Regions from separate parts of the Homo sapiens genome. Here region 1 is linked to region 2. A link is a contact called in ENCODE Hi-C or POLR2A ChIA-PET data. All regions are on one chromosome and are shown on one strand. The core of a region is the stretch at or near the end of the contact, and the rest is flanking DNA. Distances in the headings are between cores, read along the strand shown. Region 1 holds the start of RIPOR2 (RHO family interacting cell polarization regulator 2). Region 2 holds the start of LINC02828 (long intergenic non-protein coding RNA 2828).

The links. Hi-C counts contacts between places; a loop is a spot of excess contacts on that map. ChIA-PET counts read pairs that join two places held with the same protein, here RNA polymerase II (POLR2A). Pooled maps may share reads with other maps.
Region 1: a loop to region 2 is called in a pooled map, with 3 times the contacts of the local background. The contact joins the promoter of RIPOR2 here to the promoter of LINC02828 in region 2. A Hi-C loop is called at or near these places in 6 of 50 pooled maps. POLR2A ChIA-PET finds 5 or more read pairs at or near these places in 3 of 52 experiments (PC-9, activated B cell and activated CD4-positive, alpha-beta T cell).

Annotation. Positions count from the first base shown.
Region 1 is chr6:24,934,106-24,937,953 of GRCh38, forward strand. RIPOR2 (RHO family interacting cell polarization regulator 2) reads right to left here and starts at 1,855. Exons shown (of 22, transcript NM_001286445.3): 1 at 1,733-1,855. The coding sequence starts at 1,793. LOC105374981 (a long non-coding RNA gene) reads left to right here. Exons shown (of 3, transcript XR_007059514.1): 2 at 141-265. RefSeq lists an enhancer at 2,568-2,737.
Region 2 is chr6:24,740,459-24,744,146 of GRCh38, forward strand. It overlaps LINC02828 (long intergenic non-protein coding RNA 2828), which reads left to right and starts at 1,847. Exons shown (of 3, transcript NR_183315.1): 1 at 1,847-1,888. RefSeq lists an enhancer at 3,067-3,156.

The sequences.
Region 1 (3,848 bases), core at 605-3,104, 190 kb after region 2:
GGCGTTTTGGAATGCCATTCCTGGAGGGAGGTGTGGGTGAATGATTGCCAATTTTTCCGTTCTAAGCTTATCTTCATAGTTGTGAGCATTTTTCAGGTCCTCAAAAGAGTTAGTATCTAAGTATAAATTTTCTCTTTAAGGTGTTTGCTTAAAGAGGAAACATCTTTAAGAAGTGAAAGCTGAAGAATGGGGCCTAAGATCAAACTTCAAGGTGTTGGTGGCCTAAACGCCTGCCATCAAAGTAACACAACAGAATGATAACTTGGTAAACAGCAGCGAAGCTCAATAGATATTCTTCAAATTGATTTAAGTTGTGATAAAAACCCAACTAATGATTTTAAATATTTCTGTAGCTAGAACAACATAGCAGAAAGACAACATCAAAATATTAACCATGATTACATTCTACATGACTAGATTACAAGGGGTTCTTTGCGACACTCTAATTTTTCTTCAGCGAACTTGTATTGCTTGGGTAATTACACATACACAAAAACCTTACTACTGTTCCTTTTAAAAAATTACTGAATAGAGTTTTTTAAAAAATTGCTAGACGTAGTTTCTTGCGGAAAATAATCAAATTCACGAGATTCTTGAGTCCAAATTTCCTTTATTTAGGTGGCTCCAAATTCTAAAAAAGCTTTTGCCTATAGCCCAATCTCATAGGCAGCATTTGAACAAAACATCCATCCAATGACTAGATCATCCCTTTAAAATCGCAACCTTTACAGTTAAATTCCAGTGGATAGGTCAAGTCATGGAAAAGCTGCAAGATGAGAACAGAAAACTGAGCAGTGCCAATGGGGATTGGAAGCTACCAGGGCTCCAGTATCCCGACTTGGGAAAAAAGAAAATTGGAAAAGGGAATGGAGGGTTGGAGTGCCAAGTATGTGTGAGGAAGAGTAAGAGAGAAGGACCCAGGCCGGGCATGGTAGCTCACGCCTGTAATCCCAGCACTTTGGGGGGCCAAGGAGGGTGGATCACCTGAAGTCAGGATTTCAAGACCAGCCTGGCCAACATGGCAAAATCCCATCTCTACTAAAAATACAAAAATTAGCTGGGCATGGTGGTGGGCGCCTGTAGTCCCAGCTACTTGGGAGGCTGAGGCAGGAGAATGACTTGAACCCGGGAGACGGAGGTTGCAGTGAGCTGAGATTGCACCACTGCACTCCAGCCTGAGCAACAAAGCAAGACTCTGTCTCAAAAAACAACAACAAAAAAAAAAAAAAAAAAAAAGAGAAGGACCGAGAGAAAGATAGACAGAGAGAGAGAGACAGAGAGAGAGAGAGACAGAAAGAGAGAAGTGCAAATCAAAGCAACATGGTACCATGAAAAACCACTCCTGGTCCATTTATTTAACTTCTTCCCTAGCAGCCCTGCTGTGCTCAAACCACTGTGACAGGCTTTCCTTAAGGTGTTAGACAAGAGATAGCACAGAAGAGAGACAAGGCAAAAAATTTAGTACTATTTTCCAGCCTAAACTAAACCTTTATTTTAGTCATGACTTTAAAAAATGTATTTGCGGGAATGACTCAACCCCTTGTTCCACCCCTTGCCTTGTGTATTCCTTCAGTGCCTAAGTTGATATTTGCAGCCACTACCTCACTCAGGATGCTTTGTTTTTATCATTTCAAAATACTCAAGTCCTTGCCCAAGCTGGGCAAAAGTGTCCAGTGGTGTCAAAACAAAGCAAAGCAGACCGGAGAGCCTCCTGCCAGAAAGATGCATTTACCTTCACCAAAAACATCATCCTCTTCATCGACCAGGAGCTCCTCAGCATCAAAAAACTGCATCTTGGAGAGGACAGGCGCGAGAAGCAGCAGGCAGCAGCCCCGGCAGTCTCAGCAGTCACACTGCCGACCGAGGTGATTTCCTTTCCTTGGGTTGCCCAAGCCCTCTGGAGGGCAGCTTCCGCATCTGCCCTGAAGAAAGCAGTTTCATTCATATGAATAGGCTTCTTGAGCCTTGTGAAGAGTGAATCCCAGGTGGGGTAATTCTCACCACTGAGGAGAAAGAATTTTTTGAAGAGGGCTGCAGATCCGGTTGGATATGAATACAGATATCACTCAAAGTCTGAATGCAATGAATTCTATTTCAAAGCAACAACTTTCATATTTCCTTAAAGAGGAAGGTGGGTGCTTAACTTTCTTGCTTATGAATTTGAACACAATGGGTTTTGTTGAAAGAGGGAGTTCATATTTCTCATATCTTGGTTTTGCTTCAATTACAATTTATCTGAAAGTAAAGCAAGCCACTATGTTAAACCAAAGCAGGCATTTAGAGGACAGAGCTTTTATTTTGCTCAGTAATAGTTGCATTTTTCTTTTCTTTTCTTTTCTTTTTTTCAAACCTCTTGCATTTAAGGATTGGAAACTTTACAGCATTTAAACCAAACTGAACCATATCTAGGCTTTATGTGGCTCGATTAAATCTATAGTCAATGAATAGATAACTGGTTTTGGTCAAACATCTTGCATTTCACAATATTTACTCAGTTTGATACTTCAGACTGTATCACTAAAGGAGAAAGAAGAAAATGTAACTCAAAAAGCAGTCCTCCCAAAGGGATGAGTGAACACTGAGCTTCTACGCGAGCACCATTGGCTGGCATCACCATATCGAGCTACCCAACGTGTGCCAAATTCTGTCTGGCTGCACAAACAAACACACATCTCTCTGAGTAATACTGAGACTTCATTTCGGGGTTTCCCAGAGCACTCCACTGTGTTGTAAGATCTCTTAGGTGGCCAGAAGCTTAGAAAATGCAAATGGAGATGACAGTGAGGAGCTGTTGACCCAAGGTGTTTATTTTTGGCACTTTATTTACTGCATGGTTTTGAAGATACTCCCAGTGTTACCCTAGAGAAACTGTCCCCTCCTCCTGTAACTGCAACCTTGAAATTGCACCATTTTCTCCCAGAAGAGACTGTGGACAACAGGGTTGGAGAAATCCAGCAGTGAGAAGGGATCACCCCAGAGGAATTCAGGAATCAGACACTGAGGGTTAACTGAGCAGCAACAGTCAGTTCATCCCTGCATTGGTGGCTGCAGCAGTTCCCAAAGACAGTGTACAGCTTGGGTCCTGCTGGGATCACCAATTGTTGTCAATCAGGGCTGGAACCATCCTTAGAGGAGAGCTTGGAAATGTCTGGGGTGTTTTGGGTGGCACAATGACTGGGGGTTATTACTGGTATTTAATGTCTTAGCACTCAGGGGCCCAGGGATATCAACCTTACCATAATGCATGGAACAGTAGCTCAACAGGAAGAACTGTCCAGCTCCAAATACCAATAATGCCCACCTTGAGACACACTGACAGGCAGAGAACTGGAGTTATCCTTTTCTCTAGCTCTCCTTTGCATCTCCCCTTTCTGACCCTTTTACCACCCCCTACCATGATCCCCACTTGAATGATGTTTCTGGACAAGGGTTGCACTTAGTTACATAAATTAAATTAATTAAAATGGGCCTAGGTGTAGGAAATTTGGATGTGGACTAAAGCTCTCTTTTGTGTGGTTGGGATAAGAGGATGGGTGTCCATTTTGATAATCACTACATTTCTCAACTACTGTCCTATGTCCTTTAATCTCCACAACTTCATGAGGTGGGTGCTATTATCCCATTTTACAGATGAAGCAATGGGGGCTCTGAGGGCTTGAAAAACATTCCTAAGATCAGGCAGCTAGTGAGTGGCAGATTTGACTAATTCCAGAGCTCACTCTGTTACCTCATGTCTGGACAACTTATGGGAGTGACTGCACACAGTCCAGTTCACTGCAGCATCCCCGTGGCTCTTGGGGACCTGCACTACCTCCCTCACCTCCCACCTCAGAACTACCTGGTTACCA
Region 2 (3,688 bases), core at 597-3,096:
GAAAATGATAGAGGTAAGTGAAGAGGACACCCAAGTTTTGGTGCGAGTAACTGTTACGGACTGAATTGTGCCTCCCCAAAATTCATATATTGAAATCCTAATCCCTAGTATGCTTCAGAATGTGCCTGTATTTAGAGATAAGACCTTTAAAGAGATGATTAAGGTTAAAAAATTATTAGAGAGGTGAAAAAGTTATTAGAGTGGTCTCCAATCCAATATGATTAATGTCCTTATAAGAAAAGGGAGAGAAACCAGAAATACATGCACAAAAGAAAGGCCATTGCTGGGTACAGTGGTGCATGCCTGTAATCCCAACAACTTGAGAAGCTAAAGCAGGAGCATTGCTTGAGCTCGGGAGTCTGAGGCAGCAGAATGAGACCCTGCCTCTGGTGCAAAAAATAAAATAAAATAAAAGCCATGTGAGGACCCACCAAGAAGATGGCCATCTGCAAGCCAAGGAGAGAGAGTTCAGGAGAAACCAAACCTGCCAGAATCTTGATCTTGGACTTCTGACCCAGAGAACTGTGAGAAAATAAATTTCTGTTGTTTTAGCTATCCAGTCTGTGGTGTTTTGTTATGGCAGCCTGAGCAGACTAAGACAGTGACTAAGAAAGTGACCATGCCATGACCACAGGCAGGAAAGTGGGAAAGGGAGCTAGTTTGAGAAGGGAGGTGATTTTGAATTGCAGCACCAGCCAGGCATAGTGGTTCATGCCTATAACCCCAGCACTTTGGAAAGCCAAGCCTAGAGCCCAGCCATGGGAGGTTTGCCTGAACCCAGGAGTTCAAGACCAGCCTGGGCAATATAGTGAGATGCCATCTCTACAAAAAACTCATAAATTATCTGGGCATGGTGGCTTGCATCTGTAGTCCCAGCTACTTGGGAAGCTGAGGCAGAAGGATTGCTTGAGCCCAGGAGCTTCAGGCTACAGTTATCTATCACAGCAGCACTGCACTCCAGTCTGGGTGACAGACTGAGACCTCATCTCAAAAATAAATATGTAAATAAGGCCAGGCATGGTGGCTCATGGCTGTAATCCCAGCACTTTGGCAGGCCAAGGCAGGCAGATTACTTTAGGTCAGGAGTTCAAGACTAGCTTGGCCAACATGGCAAAACCCCATCTCTACTAAAAATACAAAAAAATTAGCTTGGTGTGGTGGTGCACGCCTGTAATCCCAGCTACTCAGGAGACTGAGGTGGGAGGATCATTTGAGCCTGGGAGGCAGAGGTTGCAGTGAGCTGATATCTGACCACTGCCCTCCAGCCTGGGCTACAGTGTGAGACTCTGTCTCAAAAAATAAAAAATTAAAATAAATAAATAAATACATATATACATAAAATAAAATTTAAAATTGCAGCCCCAGTGAAATATGGCGGCTCACGCCTGTAATCCCAGCACTTTGGAAGGCCAAGGAGGGCAGATTACCTGCAGTCAGGAGTTCGAGACCACCTGGCCAACATGGTAAAACCCCATCTCTACTAAAAATACAAAAATTAGCCAGGCATGGTGGCACATGCCTGTAATTCCAGCTACTCGGGAGGCTGAGGAAGGAGAATTGCTTGAACCTGGGAGGCAGAGGTTGCAGTGAGCTGAGACAGAGCCACTGCACTCCAGCCTGGGAAACAGAGCAAGACTCCATCTCAAAAAAAAAAAAAAAAAAGAAAAGAAAGAAAGAAAGAAAGAAAAGAAAAAGAAAACAGAACAGGCCTTTTTAACCGCAGAGGTAATGGCTACAGGGAAGATAATGTGACTTTGGAGTGAAAGGATAGAGAGAATAGGGAGCAAGGGAATACGTAGCAAAGGAATGGCAAGAGAAATAAAAGGCAATAAAAAGGGAAGGAACTGCTAGCAAATAGGACAGAAGCCAAGGAAGCCGAACATTTGAGGTATGAGAAATCTTTTTTTTTTCTTTTTAATGCTGTAGAGAGAAACAGAGAAAGAAAAACCAGAAAAGAATAATGGATTTAACTAAAAAGAGGTCTTTGTTGACCTTTTAGAAAACAGTTTCAGTGTTGCTGGGAGGATGGAAACCGCATTGCCAAGTATGCAGTAGATGAGATTGTGGATAGAGAACAAATGCAACCCCAAGGCATTTACCATCCATTTAAGAGCTTAGGTAGCCCACAGAAAGTGTGCTGGGGGCTGGGCATGACTATCCACGGAGACCTGTTGTAGCGTTGAAGGTAAATGGGGAAGGAACCAATGAAGTGGGAGAATAAAGGAAGACCAAGTAGAAGTGAAGTCCTCTGAAGGTTTGCCTAGGATGGTTGGGAACACCTTAGATGAATTTATTTTAGAAAGGAGGGGGATAAGACTCCCAGAGAGGGAGGAGGCAAGGTGGAGAGATGGCGTACCAATACACAGAAGTAGAAATTAGAATAATTGTAGGAGCTTGAGACTTGGTAGTGGCATACACAAGAAATTCATTGAATGTGAAGTAAGGGAATGGAAGGAAAGCTTGAGGAGAGAAAGAAAACCCATTGGTAAGATTATGAATTTCATACAGGCAAAAATTCATAAGAATTTCATACGAATTCGGTAAAAGATACCAAGCAATAGTAATACTTATTCACTAACAAAAGCTCAAGCATCTGTAAAACAAAAGAAATAACAAAGAACTAAAGACAATCTGGGCCGTTTACGAAATCCATGTGTGTGACCTTAAAGAAGCTCTTTCCCGAATCATTTTCTGTTGTTGCATTGCTGTTTCCAGAGTTCTGGAATTCTATGCCACAAGCTGAACATTAAGGTCATTGATATCATCTGAAGCCAGGAAGAGTCTCTGCTAGGAAGACTTTTAGCACAAAATCAACTATTCTCTGCTCCAAGTAAAATGTCTAAACTGTCTGCAAAGGCAAATGGCTAAAAGCTTTGACAGGAATACTTCGTTAAGTGAGATTAGTCATGACCTCTTAGTAATATAAGCCTGAAGAAAGAAATGAAAGTTGGAAGTAAAGATATGAGTCATGCTGCAACTTGGTAGCTGGCATTCATTCAGGAGCTCAACAATGTCAGCAGATCTTAGGCTCCTTCCTTCTGCTCTGCCAGTCCTTATTCTTGTTAACTCATAAATTCAAAATGGCTGCCACAGCTCCCAACATCACAGTTCAAAGGCAGAAAACAGGGTAGTCAGGGTAAAAGTCTTTATCCTTCTGGGGCTACTCTTATCAGGCGAAAGATTACCTTTCCCAGTAGCCCTGTAGTAGACTTCCCCTCAAATCTCTTTGCCATATAACTGACTACTCTTAGATGTAAGGAAGGCTGACAGAAGGACACAGAATGGCTATGACTGGCTTAGCTAATAATGACTCATCTGCTAGGGCTGGGTACATTCCCCAGACAAAATAAGGCAGTGGGGCAGGAGCAGGGAAATGGCTGTTGAGTAAGCAACAGTGTCTGTCACAGTGAATTTAGCCCATATACATATAAGTTTGGTCTTAATTCTGTATCAAATTTTGTATGATATTTTCTGGGTTTTTGTTGTTGTTGTTACTTTTTGAACACTTCTCTACTGGACTGTATTTTCTTTGTGTTTGCATGTGTGTGTTTCCTAATAGTTTATAGGGAAATAAATTTTTGTTCTAGTGGTTACCTTATAACTACAAGTTTATATAATAAACCTAATCCTCTTTCTTCAAGCAAAACCAGTTGACTCCATACTATGAACACTGACAAAATTAGCACAC